2 separate regions of the Homo sapiens genome follow, and region 1 is linked to region 2. Evidence: chromatin loops called from intact Hi-C (ENCODE). Cell type or tissue: GM12878. All regions are shown on one strand.

Evidence for each region. Peaks named below come from ENCODE experiments on the same cell type or tissue, not always from the same donor. Only the 100,000 strongest peaks of a DNase experiment are listed, where the experiment ranks them.
Region 1: a loop joins it to region 2, with 4 times the contacts of the local background. A loop is called at or near these places in 30 of 110 quality-filtered maps.

The regions. Positions count from the first base shown.
Region 1 is chr22:21,563,783-21,571,782 of GRCh38, forward strand. UBE2L3 (ubiquitin conjugating enzyme E2 L3) reads left to right here and starts at 3,932. Exons shown (of 4, transcript NM_003347.4): 1 at 3,932-3,989. The coding sequence starts at 3,963. RefSeq lists silencers at 2,926-3,113, 3,756-3,995, 4,246-4,385 and an enhancer at 6,192-6,261. In GM12878, no CTCF peak of the experiment used is centred here; DNase peaks (open chromatin) are centred at 3,860 and 6,277; H3K4me3 peaks cover 4,367 bases; H3K27ac peaks cover 2,335 bases.
Region 2 is chr22:21,613,228-21,621,227 of GRCh38, forward strand. All of the region lies in intron 3 of UBE2L3 (ubiquitin conjugating enzyme E2 L3), which reads left to right. Among named protein-coding and RNA genes, the nearest start is that of YDJC, 13 kb to the right of the region's middle. In GM12878, no CTCF peak of the experiment used is centred here; no DNase peak of the experiment used is centred here.

The DNA of each region.
Region 1 (8,000 bases), 49 kb before region 2:
GCCAGGCTGGTCTCGAACTCCTGACCTTGTGATCCGCCTGCCTCAGCTTCCCAAAGTGCTGGGATTACAGGTGTGAGCCACTGCACCTGGACTATTTATTTTTGTAGATATGGTAGTCTTTCTATGTTGCCCAGGCCGGTCTTGAACTCCGGGCCTCAAGTAATTCTCCCGCTTCAGCCTCCTAAAGTGCTGGGATTATAGGTGTGAGACTGTACGCAGCCAAAAAAGTCTACTTCTTTTTCTTTTCTTTCTTTCTTTTTTTTTTTTTTTTGAGACATGGTCTCACTCTTTCACACAGGCTTGAGTGCAGTGGCACGATCACGGCTCACTGTAGTGTCACTCTCCCGGGCCCAAGTGATCCTCTCACTTCAGCCTCCCAAGTAGCTAGAATTACTTGGCCATCACACCTGGCTAATTCTTTTTTTATTTTTTGTTGAGACGGGGTCTCCCTATGTTGCCCAGGATGGTCTCAAACTCTTTGGCTCAAGCAATCCTCCTGCCTTGGCCTCCCCAAGTGCTAGGATTACAGGCATGAGTCACCACAAGGTTACTTCTGATGGGAGGCTTGGGCAGATGGCACAGAAAGGATAGGTCTGTATGAACAAGGTTTGGCTGAGTGGAGGGGATCGGGTATGACTAGAAGCCAGGCCTGCTAGAGGGAGCAATGAAGGTTTTAGAGCAGGAGAGGGACCCCAAAGGCCAGGCAGCCCTTCCACTGGGACTGGGTACATTTCCTGAGTGCTTGTTTAGTAAAAGCACTTTGTAGCTCAGCGGCTTGACTCCCCACCTGCAAAGTGCAAGGGAGTCATCTTGCAGGCAGCGGTGAGGATGTAAGAAGATGCCATGGCAAAGGCTAGTCCTTGACATTGAGCCTCTGATGATCCCACTCTGTATTCTCAGCTTAGCACATCCGGGTCAAAGGTATGAACTGTGCTTCCTCAACTGGCTTGGAATTTCTCAGCGTAAGCGTCCCCTTCCTCCGTAATTCTCCACAGAGGAAAGCAGTTCCCAATACAGCTATGTTTTTTATTTGTCCTGGGCCCAGTAAGGGCAGGTTCTGTGCTCACAGTAGACCCCAGAGTCAGTCCCAGACTTCTAAGTCCCACCATGACCCTAGAGATCTGATGGGGTCCCTCATGCATACGCTGAATGTGTATTGAACACTCAGTGTACTGGCCTTGGGGGAGGTAAAAGGCAGGCAGAATCGCTGATCACATGAGGCTTGTCATCTAGTTTCTCCCTCCTTTACCGTGTCAAGCCTGGGCTCCCAAGATGAGTGTGAGGCCAGCCTTATTCCAGGATATATATATCTATATATATATATTTTTGAGACTGAGTCTTGCTGTGTTACCCAGGCTGGAGTGCTGTGGAGCTATCTCCACTCACGGCAAGCTCCGCCTCCCGGGTTCACGCCATTCTCCTGCCTCAGCCTCCCGAGTAGCTGGGAATACAGGCGCCCGCCACCACGCCCGGCTAATTTTTTGTATTTTTAGTAGAGATGGGGTTTCACCGTGTTAGCCAGGATGGTCTCAATCTCCTGACCTCGTGATCCACCCACCTCGGCTTCCCAAAGTGCTGGGATTACAGGTGTGAACCACCACACCCGGCCCCAGGATATATTATTTCCAGTTCCCTTTCCTTCTCTCCTTTCAGGAGAAACCCACTGTTCTTAGAAATGGAGAAAAATGTCCAGGCCCAGTGACTCACACCTATAATCCCAGCACTTTGGGAGGCCAAGGTGGGTGGATCACTTGAGGTCAGGAGTTCAAGACCATCCTGGCCAAAAATGCTAAAACCCTGTCTCTACTAAAAATACAAAAATTAGCTGGGCATGGTGGCAGGTGCCTGTAATCTATGCTACTCAGGAGGCTGAGGCAGGAGAATCACTTGAACCCGGGAGGCAGAGGTTACAGTGAGCTGAGATCATGCCATTTTGCACTCCACCCTGGGTGACAGAGTGAAACTGTGTCTCAAAAAAAAAAAAAAAAAAAAAAAAAAAAAAGAGAAAAACTCCTTAAGAAGGTCTGAGTATATTCTGAAGCTATGTTCTTCTCTCTGCATTGCTACCTGAGGTCCAAACCACTGTCACCTCTTTGCCTGAATGATTGCAACCGGTTTCCAAGTGGCCCCTGCTCCCCTTCTTATCCTCTTACCCACCTCCATTCCCCATTTTCCAATCAGAGTACTCCTTTTTTTTTTTTTTTTTTTAAGATGGAGTCTCACTCTGTCGCCCAGGCTGGAGTGCAGTGGCGCGGACTTGGCTCACTGCAACCTCTGCCTCCCAGGTTCAAGCGATTCTCCTGCCTCAGCATCCAGAGTAGCTGGGATTACGTTCGCCCACCACCACACCTGGCTAATTTTTGTATTTTTAGTAGAGACGGAGTTTCACCATGTTGGTCAGGGTGGTCTCAAACTCCTGACCTCAAGTGATCCACCCCCCTCAGCCTCCCAAAGTGCTGGGATTACAGGCATCAGCCACTGTGCCAAGCCCCAAAGTACTCTTTAAAACATGCGTCTCAGCCCAGGTGTGGTGGCTCATGCCTGTAATCCCACCACTTTGGGAGGTTGCGGCGGGAGGACTGCTTGAGCTCAGGAGTTTGAGACCAGCCTGGGCAAGACAGTGAGACTTCATTTCTACAAAAAATAAAAAAAAACTTAGGAGGGTGTGGTGGAACGTGCCTGTAGTCCCAGTTAATTGGGAGGCGAAGCAGGAGGATCCCTTGAGCCTAGGAGGTCGAGGCGGCAGTGAGCTGTTATCGTGCCACTGTACTCCAGCCTGGGTGACAGATCAAGACTCTGTCTCAAAAAAAAAAAAAATCATCTGACCATGGAGTCAATACTCATATCTATCAAAGACCTCTCACAGCACATGGAATAGAAACCAACTCCTCCCCTTTCTACAAGACCCTCCATGGTCTGTCCCCTGCCTCCCTCCCACCCTATAATCCTTTTACTCCATTCTGGACACTGAGACAGCCTCATGGTCTTCGCCAGTGCTGCTTCCTCTGCTTGAAACATTCTCCTCCAGTCCTCCCAGCTGTTCCTTCCCATTTTCCAGGTCCCAGCATTGGCTTTGGAGCCAGCAGCCCACCTGTGACAGGAGCCTGGCTCTGCTCCTAGCTGGCCGTGTGACCTTGGGCAAGTCACTGGCTTCTTCTGTGCTTCTGTTTATTGTGAAATGAGGATGTTAATGCTAACGTATCCCAGAGGATGGTTTCAAGGGTTAAAGAAAATAAAGCACTAGAGAGAGGTCTGGCACTTAGTAGGGCCATTTCCTCAATTTGGCTTCCTTGACCTCTCAAAGTATGTCCCCACAGTCACTTTCCTATCACCCAGTTTTCTTCACAGAGCTTGGCAGTGTGAAGTAACCTTGGTTATTCAACTTTTTTTTTTTCCCCCAAGACGGAGTCTTCCTCTGTCACCCAGGCTGGAGTGTAGTGGCAAGATCTCGGCTCACTGCAACCTCTGCCTCCCGGGTTCAAGCGATTCTCCTGCCTCAGCCTCCTGAGTAGCAGAGATTACAGGCGCCCGCCACCACGCCTGGCTAATTTTTTGTATTTTTAGTAGAGACCGAGTTTCACCACGTTGGCCAGGCTGGTCTCGAACTCGTGACCGCGTGATCCACCCGCCTCGGTCTCCCAAAGTGCTGGGATTACAGGCGTGAGCCCCCGCGCCTGGTCAACTATTTTATGCAATCAGTATTTATTATGCTCCTACTATGTGCCAGGCACTGGTTGTAACTGCCATCTGATTGGACGATCCGTAAACGCTGAGGCCCAGTCTGTGCGGTTCACTTGCGTTCCTCCACGCGCCCCCCAGCACAGTGGGAAGCACACAGTAGGTGCTCCGCTCTGCTCCTGTGCCCCGCCCCGCGGCCCCTCCCCCGCTCCAGGAAGTGCGGGGGCTCCAGCCGCCCGGCCGGCCGCGATGCATTCTGGGGAAGGAGCAGCACCAAATCCAAGATGGCGGCCAGCAGGAGGCTGATGAAGGTAAAAGCCATTCTCTGGCAGCGGCCGGGCGTGGGGCGGCGTCCTAGGCTCCGGATCCCCGAGGCAGGCGGCGGCTTCTCAGGGCGCTGCCGTCTGGCTTCCTGCCCTACACGGCCTCGTCGGTTCCCTGGGCCGCGCGCAGGCTCAAGGTGCTAACGGGGCTGGCCTAGGCCGCAGCCTGGGCGGGAGCGCAAGGCCGCGCTGGGAGCCGCTGTCGGCCCCTCAGCCCGGCCCGGGGCGTTCACGCCACTCTCCGCCCGGAGCTTGGCCGCGTCCCCCTGTCGCGGAGGCCGCGGTCCGATCTGAGGGCGTCGTTAATGTGAGAGCCCGGTTGGGAGGCTCCAAACCGGGCGCCTTCGGGGAAGGCCCGAGCGCCGGAGCCCCTGCCCGGAGCCCGCGCCGCGGAACCGCCCCGCCCTGGGCCGCAGCGCGCCGGGCTTGCAGCTCCGCTTGGCCCGGCCGCAGCTCGGGAGTCTGGGAGGTTCGGGCTAGGAAAGAGAGAAGGAGGCCAGGCGGCCAAAGTTAGGTCAGTTTGTTGGTGGGTCGTTTGGAATTGCGCTGGGTCCTAGCAAACTGTCGCCTTGTGACTGCAGAGTCACACAGCGGGTAAGTTCCAACTCCAGGAAGGCCTGAGGTCGGCCCCGATCGCGGCGCGGTTCTGCTTCCCTCTCCTCCACTCAGTCATCCCGATCTCCCCTCCCTGATAAAGTGCCATTTTTGGGGGGATAACGGTTGATTTCAGTCGTTCGAATCAAAACGGGCCAAAGTTTATAATAATAATTTGGTACTTTGGATCTTGAATGCAGCAGGGTGCTTTCTCGCTAATTGGCACCTTTTGGTGAGGAACACATGCTAAATTGGCTTAGTACTTTTGCCAGTGGATTTGCCAAGGTCCTCTGTAGCCCACCCCGCCAGCATCTGTGAGTCGGCGGCTGGGTAGTGCTGCCGGCCTGCAACGGGCCGGAAATTAAAAAAAGGCCCAGGAGCCAGTTTCCTGAGGGGAGATAAAGAGCTGGGGTTCGTTCTAGGCGGAGCAGTGCTTGGTAGAGCTAGACATTGAACTTGGAGCCACAGTCTCTGAGCATTCCCTCCGTCCCTGGGAACGTTTCCTTTCTTTTGTTCCCTAAGGGCTAGAGAGGACATTAACTTTATAAAACTGGAGTGGAAGTGGGCACAAAAGAACAGTCAGAGGACTTCAGACCTCTCCTCATCTCTTAAGCTAGTGACACCACCATTCACCAGATAAGGGGTCGGTTAATGGCTTTCTTTCCTACCCTACTCCCAGGTGCAGTCGTCCATTAACCCTTGTGGATTTAAATTTAGAAAGATTTCTGGAGTGCAGGCCGGGCGCGATGGCTCACGCCTGTAATCCCAGCACTCCTGGGAGGCCGAGGCGGGCGGATCACTTGAGGTCAGGAGTTCAAGACCAGCCTGGCCAACATGGTGAAACCCTGTCTCTACTAAAAATATAAAAATTAGCTGGGCGTGGTTGCATTTGCCTGTAATCTCAGCTACCCGGGAGGCTGAGGTGGAAGAGTCGCTTGAACCCGGCAGGTGGAGGTTGCAGTGAGCCAAGTTTGCACCACTGCACTCCAGCCAGGGCGACAGAGTGAGACTCCATGTCAAAAAAAAAAAAAAAAAAAAGATTTCTGGAGTGCATGCCTTGCTTTCTAATGTTACTGAAATTACTCTGAATCTATATCCTCATCTCTCAGGTGCCCTCCCAAGTGCTCTCCTCCCCAGACTACCCCTGACGGACACCAGAGTTCTTTTAAAGCAGATAACTCAATTCTTTCACTCCTGTTAAAAACCTCTATGGTGTTATTGTCCTCAGCAGTTAATCCTAACCTCTTACTTGGCATGCAGGACCTTTCTGAGACTGGCTGAAAGCAATCCCTTGAGCCTCACCTCCTGCCCTTTGGTTTCCCACAGTTCTTGCACCTAATCACAGTAGCTACTATTTTTCCAGCTTTTACTTCGTGCTTTATATGCATGATCATGTTTAATCCTTCCTGTGAAGTAGACATTGTGATTTCCATTTTGTCGATGAGAAAAGATTCTTTGGCTTGCCCAGGGTTACCTAGCTAGGGAGAGTGAGTTGTGATCGAATTCGGTTCTTTCTCCAAAGCAAAGTCTCCTGCTCTTACTTGCTGTCTGATGTCCCTTTGCACGTGTTGTTTGCTCTACCCAAGAAAAGCTGCCTTCTCCTCACTTCTCCCTTCCAGAGAAGTCCCAGGTTCAACTCCAGTGCCAACTACTCTGTGAGCCCGTGCTCCCACATCCCCCTTCAGAATGTGTTGTTTCCTCCTTTGTGTGACCACAGCGCTTTCTTTATATTTCTCTTTGAGCACTTGTCACAATCTCTTTGTGTTACAGACTTGTCTTTCCTGTACTGGGTTCTGAGATCCCGAAGGGCAGGGATCTTGACCTAATTCATCCTGGTAGCCCCCTAGCCTATCCCAGTTGACCCAGTTTGGAATCTCCAGGCTCTCAGGGGTCTAAGAGGGGACTTATTATGGTTTTAAAATTATTACTCTGTTTCTAAAAAAAAACAGACCTTGGAAAAAAATTGTAACATTAACTGAGTATTTATTAAGTATTAGGTTATTTACGTAAGTCATCTTTTCAACACTCAAAGTTAGTGTATTGTCATTTGTATTTTTTATAAATGAGGACATTGTGAGGTTAAGTAGGTTAAGGGAGTTACCTAAGGTAGAATTGTGGAACGTGGTGGGGAGAGAGAAGACGCTGACTCTTCCTGGCTCCAGGATCCAAATTCCATGCCTCTTGTCAGGCTGTCTTTCTTACTCAAAGGCTGCATGGAGCGGTGTGTTGTTTCTTAAGTTGAGGATGGAAAGGCTTTCAGTTCACTAGGGGAACACCAGTTATGTAATGCTGATCATTGGCTGTGAGAATCAATGTTTAAGACTGTTTTTTTTTTCTTTTAAAGGAAGAAAAATTATTGATACAAGTTGATAAACAGTCTTTTCAGTACATAGGGTGGTAATAAAGTGATTTTCGTTGGTGAAAAGTTGGGGCTTAGTGCATGGAACAGTGCCTTAGGCATAGCAATCTAGCAAATGTTGAATGATCAAATTAATTACATCTTAAAGAACTTTAGATTTCTGTTAAAAATGTTTTCTAGGACATTCCACAGCAAAGATTTCTTTGTAACAATGGACTGTCTGCAGATAGTGTAAAACACATTATTAAAAGTAGAGTGATTTACATATACTACACTGAGAAGTTATTTTAGGCAAAGTGAGTATGATAAAGTCTTTTATTTCAAAAGCACTTGCCAGGAGGCTTAACCTCTTTTAGAAGCCTTTTTAGGAATTACAGTGTTAATAAAACATTAAGTACATTTTAATTTGCAAGCAGCTAATTTAGCATTGTTGGCTACAACCAGATTGTAACCATTGCTTCAATCAGGATGGGGAAATTGCTGCAAAAGCCAAAAGTGAAACCTTTATGTGTGGCTTAGGCAACTGATTGCCATCTGATCATTTCTTTGCAGCTTCACACTGCACACATTTCCCCTAAGGGCCCTCCTGTTGAGTAGCTTCCCAGAAGGGCTTTTCTCAGAGGGGAAATCTGTGGATTTAGAGGGGTGTGTGTGTAATGTCTTATTACTTATCATGACATAACTGTTGAGTTAAGGAGTTTCACTCTTGTTGCCCAGGCTTCAGCGCGATGGCACGATCTCTGTGCACTACAACCTCTGCCTCCCAGGTTCAAGCGATTCTCCTGCCTCAGCCTCCCAAGTAGCTGATACTATAGGTGTGCACCACCACTCCCTGCTAATTTTGTATTAGAAAGGAGGTTTCACCATGTTTGCCATGCTGGTCTCTAACTCCTAACCTCAGGTGATCTGCCCGCCGAGGCCTCCCGAAGTGCTGGGATTACAGGTGTGAGCCACTGCGCCCAGCCTAATGCTATTTAAAAATGTTCACTCAGAACTTCATATTGTTATATTTTCTCCCAGTTCATAGTCATAGTAGGAGGAACCTC
Region 2 (8,000 bases):
TGCTGCATAGAAGGCCGTGGCAGGGTTATTCACTTTTTACCTTCCTATCCAGGTGCACTGCCAAAATGCTCTGCTTTTTCAGACTGTGGCTGCTTCTCCCCCACCCCCAAGAGCCAAATAACTTAGGGGCAGCTTTTAATTTTTTTTTGTAAAAAGTACTGTTGACTTGGGATTTTTAAGGTAAAAATTTTGGTACAGGAGCTATTCTGTGTGCCATGATGGACAGAACTGGAATTGCTATTTTGTGATTTGGGACAGTTGAGGATTCCTTCCTAGAACATTATTATGTAGATTGTTTGTGGCATGGCCTTGATCCCCATCCTCACATACATCAAGAATGTTGTTCCTTGCACTTGACGGCCACATTCCCATGTTTGTTATCTATTACTGCATTATAACCCCTATCAAAACTTTGTGGCTTAAAGTAATACCAGTTTATTAGTTTTTACTCTGGAGGTTGGCTGGGCTTAGCTACATGGTTCTACAGCTGACTGTTCATTCCTGGGGTCACTCATGCAGCTGTATTGAGGTGGGAACTCAACTTGGCTGGGAAGAGCTGGTAGGCATAGTGCACATGTGCGGAAATGGTATTAGCTAAGGCACTTCGGTTCTCTTTGTGTTCTCTTATTTTCCACAAGGCTACATTGGACCCCTTCATAGCATGGTGGTCTCAGGGTTCCAGGGTGAAGGCATAGAACTGGTACGGTGTCACTTCTGTGGATTCTTTTGGTCAGGCAAGTCCAGATTTAATGAGAGGGAAAATAGACTTCAGCTCTTGATGGGAGGAGTATGCAGGATGGGAGACATGATGGCAGAGGTGGGACAGGCAGGCAAGGTTGCTGAGTCCCCTTGCTGCCTCCTCAGGCCCACTTGGGCCTGCTTTTCCCAAATGGCAGCTCCTCTGGACATGCCATTCCTTCTCCCACCTGCCTGATTCTTCATATGTTGGGTGTCCCTGTTTTTCTGGTGCTATTTCCTGACTGCTGTTCAGCTGCCACTGTCCTGCAAAGCCTGCCTTTTTAAATGCCTCACCATTCCTTCATTTGTTTCTTAAATATGGGAAGTGAAAGTGCCACCTGAGGCCGGGCACAGTGGCTCACGCCTGTAATCCCAGCATTTTGGGAGGCTGGGGCAGGCAGATTGCTTGAGCCAAGGAGTTTGAGACCAGCCTGAGGAACATGGTGAAACCCCGTCTGTACCAAAAAAAAAAAAAGAAAGAAAGAAAGGGAAAAAGCCACTTGTGCCACCCTCCTGCTGTAATCTTCCAGCGCTCTTCCTTTGTCTCCAGAGCACCTGCTCATGATTTTTGTCTCCTGCCCTTGTCCTTAGAAACTTCAGCGTTCCCAATTATGGCTTCTCTCAGATCCAGCCTTGAAGTTCTTTGACCTCCTCAATTCACAACCTGTAGCTGACTTTAGCCACCCACAAGTACAGAAAAGTAAGCATAATGGAAGAAATAGTAATATGAAAAGATGCTCATATGACCCAGCAATTCCACTCTTAGCTATATCTACCCAAGAGAAATGAAAACATATGCCCAATAAAAACTTGTACACAGATGTTCATAGCACCATTATTCACAATGGATAAGAAGTGAAAAGAGCCCAAATGTCCATCAATTGGTGAGTGAATAAACAAAATGTGAGCCAGGCGTGGTGGCTCACGCCTGTAATCCCAGCACTTTGGGAGGCTGAGGCGGGTGGATCACCTGAGGTCCGGAGTTCAAGACCAGCCTGGCCAACATGGTGAAACCCTGTCTCTACTAAAAATACAAAAAATTAGCTGGGTGTGGTGGCGGGCGCCTGTAATCCCAGCTACATGGGAGGCTGAAGCTGGAGAATCACTTGAACCTGGGAGGCAGAGGTTGCAGTGAGCCAAGATTGTGCCATTGCACTCCAGCCTGGGCAACAAGAGCCAAACTCCGTCTCAAAACAAAACAAAACAAACAACAAAAAATGGTGTATCTCTACAATGAAATATTATTTAGCCATAAAAAGCAATGAAGTACTGTCTTATGGTACATAAACCTTGAAAATATGCTAAATGGGCCGGGCGCGGTGGCTCACGCCTGTAGTCCCAGCACTTTGGGAGGCCAAGGCGGGCAGATCACAAGGTCAGGAGATTGAGACCATCCTGGCTAACATGGTGAAACCCTGTCTTTACTAAAAATAAAAAAAATTAGCCGAGCTTGGTGGCAGGCGCCTGTAGTCCCAGCTACTCGGGAGGCTGAGGCAGGAGAATGGCGTGAACCTGGGAGGCGGAGATTGCAGTGAGCCGAGATCACGCCACTGCACTCCAGCCTGGGCGACAGAGCAAGACTCCGTCTCAAAAAAAAAAAAAAAGAAAGAAAATATGCTAAATGAAAGAACCATCCATGGAAGGCCACATATTGTATGATTCCATTTGTAGTTGAGCCTCATTGTTCATAGAGTCTGCGTTTGCGAATTTGCCTACTCACTAAAGTTTTTTGTAGCCCCAAAATCAATACTCTCGGCACTCGTCTATCACAGATGTGTGCGTGTGCAGAGCAGCAAAAAATTTGAAGTACCCCATGCACGTGTTCCAGCTGAGGTTGTGTGGTTGAACAGTGCGATGCCCTGCCTTCTTGTTTCAGCTCTCAACTGAAGCAAGTGGGCTGTCTAATGCCAAACTTCTTGGATTTTGTGCTTTTTGTTGGTGATTTTGCTTTGGCCCCAAACGTGGTGCTGAAGTGCTGTCTAGTATTCCTGAGCACAGAAGGTCATGATATGCCTTTTGGAGAAAATACATGTGTGAGATAAGCTTTATTTGGGCATGAGTTATAGTGCTGCTGAGTCAATATTACCTATTAAATAAGGTGTCTTTAAACACACATAAAACAAAGTTATATATTAATCAGCTGGCAAAAATGTGAGCAGAGGCTTGTTTGAACCTAAACCTCTGTTTCCCTTAGGAGCAATGATTCAGTATCATTAATTCAATGTTCATGGCAAGTTTATAGAACATAAGCACTACAGATAAAATTCAGCTGTATATGGGATGCTCAGACTAGGGTGGATCCATTGAGACAAAGTAGATTAGTGATTGTCAGGGTCTAGGAGGAGGAGAATAGGAAGTGACTACTGAGAGTGGGTTTTCTTTTTGGGGGATGAAAATGTTCCAGGCTGGGCGTGGTGGGTCACGCCTGTAATCCCAGCACTTTGGGAGGCCGAGGTGGGCGGATCACAAGGTCAAGAGATCCAGACCATCCTGGCCAACGTGGTGAAACCCCGTCCCTACTAAAAATACAAAAAAAATTAGCTGGGCACGGTGGCGTGCACCTGTAGTCCCAGCTACTCAGGAAGCTGAGGCAGGAGAATCACTTGAACCCGAGAGGCGGAGGTTGCAGTGAGCTGAGATCACGCTACTGCACTCCAGCCTGGGTGACAGAGTGAGAGCGAGACTCCATCTCCAAAAAAAAAAAAAAAAATTAGCCAGGCGTGGTGACAGGCACCTGTAATCCCAGCTACTTGGGGGGCAAAAAAACAAAACAAAACACCCCCCCCCTTTTTTTAAAGCACATTCCATGGAAGGCTACAACATTGCATATCTTTTTGGGTTGAAGGTACATTGACATTTTATTCTTTGACAATGAAGCTCCCTGGATTTTTATGAAAAGGAGGGGAAATCACAAATATTGTTTACATCCGCTATTGCAGAGAAACTGTCATTAAGAACAAAAGGGCCAGGCACGGTGGCTCATGTCTGTAATCCCAGCACTTTGGGAGGCCGAGGCGGGCAGATCACGAGGTCAGGAGATCGAGACCATCCTGGCTAACACGGTGAAACCCCGTCTCTACTAAAAACACCAAAAATTAGCCGGGCGTGGTTGCGGGCACCTGTAGTCCCAGCTGCTGCCACTGCACTCCAGCCTGGGCAACAGAGCGAAACTCTGTCTTAAAAAAAAAAAAAAAAAAAGAAAAGGAACAAAAGGAAGGAAATATTATAGGCTTTATTCTCTGATGAGAATATAGTGAGAGTAAAAGGTAAAATTGGCTAATTTGTTGTGTGGGTTTTTTGTTTTTTGTTTTTTGTTGGGGGGACAGAGTCTCACTTTGTCACCCAGGCTGGAGTGCAGTGGCATAATCTTGGCTCATTGCAACCTCCGCCTCCTGGATTCAAGCATTTCTCCTCCCTCAGCCTCCCGAGTAGCTGGGACTACAGGCGCATGCCACCACACCTGGCTAGTTTTTTGTATTTTAGTAGAGACAAGGTTTCACCATATTGCCCAGGCTGGTCTTGAACTCCTGAGCTCAGACAGTCTGCCCACTTCGGCTTCCCAAAGTGCTAGGGTTACAAGTGTGAGCTGCTGCGCCCGGCCTGTTGTATGTTTTTAAGCCCCTACATTTTGCAGAAAAAAAAAGTACTTCTGAGGAGCATTTGGGTCATGGAAGAGACCAAGAACCCAGGGCTGGATGTTTTATAAAATATAATTTTAATATGCTGTCCTATATATGAAAAATGTTGATAGAGGGCCACAGTTGTAATTTGTAAAGCAGACAATCTGTCAGGTGTTCTTACTAGCAAAATAAGTTCAGCTCAGCTGAAGTTTATTATAGTTTAGCTAAGGAGCCAGAAATGCACCCAGGGGAACAGCGAAAGAATGAAATACTTATCAGAACTACTAAGTAAATTTAAAAATACTCAGACTTGAGGCCGGGCATGGTGGCTCATGCCTGTAATCCCAGCACTTTGGGAGGATGAGATGGGTGGATCATGAGGTCAGGAGATCAAGACCATCCTGGGTAACATGGTGAAACCCCATCTTTACTAAAATTACAAAGAATTAGCAAGGCGTGGTGGCGGATGCCTGTAGTCCCAGCTACTGGGGAAGTTGAGGCAGGAGAATCCCTTGAACCCAGGAGGTGGAGGTTTCAGTGAGCTGAGATTGTGCCACTGCACTCCAGCCTGGGCGACAGAGTGAGACGCCATCTCAATTAAAAAAAAAATTCAGACTTGATCAAATTAGTGAAACTATAAAAAATAACGAAATAGACAAATGGCATCTTTTGAGAAATAGGTCTTTAAATTTTTATTTTGCCAGGTGCAGTGGCTCACGCCTGTAATCCAGCACTTTGGGAGGCGGAGGCAGGTGGATCACGAGGTCAGGAGATCGAGACCATCCTGGCTAACACGGTGAAACCCCGTCTCTACTAAAAAATTACAGAAAATTAGCCGGGCATGGTGGCAGGTGCCTGTAATCCCACTACCCGGGAGGCTGAGGCAGGAGAATGGCATGAGCCTGGGAGGCGGAGCTTGCAGTGAGCCGAGATTGTGAGCTGTGATTGTGCCACTAACTCAGCCTGGGCGACAGAGCGAGACTCCATCTCAAAAAATATATATATATATTATTTTTTTTTTGCGATAGGGTCTTGCTGTGTCACTCAGGCTGAGTATAGTGGCACAATCACAGCTCACTACAGCCTCAATATTGTGGGCTCAAGCAATCATCCCACCTCAGCCTCCCAAGGAGCTGGGACTACAGGCATGTGCCACCACAACCGGCTAATTTTATTTTTTATTTTTTGTAGAGGCCAGGTCTTGCTATGTTGCCCAGGCCAGTCTCAGACTCCTGGCCTCAAGTGATCCTTCCTCCTTGGCCTCCCAAAGTGCTGGGAATACAGGTGTGAGCCACCAACCTCTGCATTAGTTACCAAGGTGATGATAGTGAGAAGTAGAGAGCCTAAGTATTCATATCAGAGAGTGAGGTGAAAACTCCTGAGCGTGCCCCTAACGAAGTACTCAGCCTGTCCTTAGCCCAGTGAGGTTTCTAAAATGCTAATGCGGTAGTAATTCTCCTGTTACAGGGCCATTTCTAATCATGGGAAAGGAAGGGGAGCCACCTATTTGTGCTCTTAGGCGACTGTGGCTCAATTTCCAGCCCTGAAGTCAAGAACAGCCAGGAAAAGGGAGCAGTCTCACACCGAGGGTGGTGTGCACTGAAATACACTGTGGCCAGTCAGCCAAGGGTGGGCTTCGTTTATTAAATAAATAAATAAATGTTTATTAAATAAAAATATACCTCCAGGGCCTGCTGCCTCTAGAGGTACAGGTGGCTTGTACAGGGAGGTGATACCACCTACCCCTGAAGAGGCTTAGAGACTGAATTAGAGGCCACCCTGGCCTGCAGAGAGCTTTCCAGGCCCCTTGCCCCTGCTTGCTGTTCACAGTCCACCCTCCTTGCCCATCCACCCCCAACAAACGTGGAACCTGTCAGCATTGCATGCGCAATGCCCTCCTCGCCTCTGCCCCACTGCTTCACCTCTACCCACTGTGGTCACAGGAGCCCTCTCTTTCCCATTCTCACCAGGCACAGTAAAAAGCAGAGGTTAGGCAGGTGGGTTTTGGACACCAGGCCAGGAGTACTTTGTGCTGTGGCCCTCACTTAATGTGTGCTGTTGAATGATTATGCCTTTGCATATGACTCAGCCAGCATCAGCATTTTGTTTTATTTATTTACTTTTGAGACAGAGTCTCGCTCTGTTGCCCAAGCTAGAGTGCAGTGGCACGATCTCGGCTCACTGCAACTGCCGTCTCCCGGGTTCAAGCGATTCTCCTGCCTCAGCCTCCTGAGTAGCTGGGACTCTAGGCATGGGCCACCATGCCTGGCTAATTTTTGTATTTTTAGTAGAGACGGGGTTTCACCATGTTGCCCAGGCTGGTCTTGAGCTCCTGACCTCAGGTGATCTGCCTGGCTAGCATTTGCATTTTAATCCATTTCTTGTAATGCTGAATGAACAATATGAGCCCTTAATAAAGGAATTGACCAGGTGCAGTGGCTTCATGCCTGTCATCCTAGCACTTTTGGGAGGATGAGGCGGTAGGATCACTCAAGCCCAGGAGTTTGAGACCAGCCTGGGCAACATAGTGAGACCCCATCTCTACAAAAAACTAGGCCAGGAGCAGTGGCTAACACCCGTAATCCCAACTACTCTCAAGGCCAAGGTGGGAGGATTGTTTGAGCCCAGGAGATAAGACTGCAGTGAGCTGTGATTGCACCACTGTACTCTAGCCTAGGTTAAAAAAAAAAATTAGCTGGACGTGATGGCATGTGCTTGTAGTCTCAGCTACTCAGGAAGCTGAGGCAGGAGGATCATTTACACCCAGGAGTTTGAGGGTACCGTGCAGTAAAGTATGATTGAGCCACTGCACTCCAGTCTGAGTGACAGCAAGACTGTCTAAAAAAAATAAGAAGGAATTTGTGGCATCAGCAGTTCGGAGAAGAGGGGCACTGTTTTACAGTGGGAAGGAACATTCTGAGGGTGCTGGTCCTGACAGGGTCAGGGGGCAACTGTGGCAAAGTATGTGAGGAGGTGTGGGTAGCAGCTGCTTCTGATTCCCCACTATCCTTCCACCCTGGGGCACGTCTGGGCTACGGCACCTAGGGGGAGTACTGTGGCACCCATCAGAGCCATCAGCGTGACATCTGCCTGTGGTCTTGACAATGTGATGCGATGGCGGTTGTCAGCTTCCCATTGGCTGGCCCCAGTGACCCTTTCTAGAGGGTTCAGAAACTCCTAAGGGTCTTCCAGAGTTGGGTCATTGCGCATTGACAAGTGCAGCGCCATCACATACCCTTCTCTCTAGTGCCCACTCAGTCACCTTAACCGAAACTTCCCTGAGCCGAGCATGGTGCTGGGTGCTGGGCTGATGCAGGGAAGTTCTACCCGGTCCTGCCCTGAAGAAAGTGACCCTGTGTGCATGCATGAGAGTGAGCAGTCAGTTCAATACTAGGCCTCCTATCTCCAGAGTACACAAGAGGACTGGATTAGCCGGGCATGGTGGTGCACGACTGTAGTCCTGGCTACTTGGGGGACTGAGGCTGGAGGATTGCTTGAGGTCAACCCAGGAGGTTGAGGCTGCAGTGAGCCAAGATGGTGCCACTGCACTGCAGCCTAGGTGACAGAGTGAGACCCTGTCCCTCCTCCCCAACCCCCCGCCAAGAAAAAAGGGCTGGGAGTGACTGAGGGCTAAGACCTCCC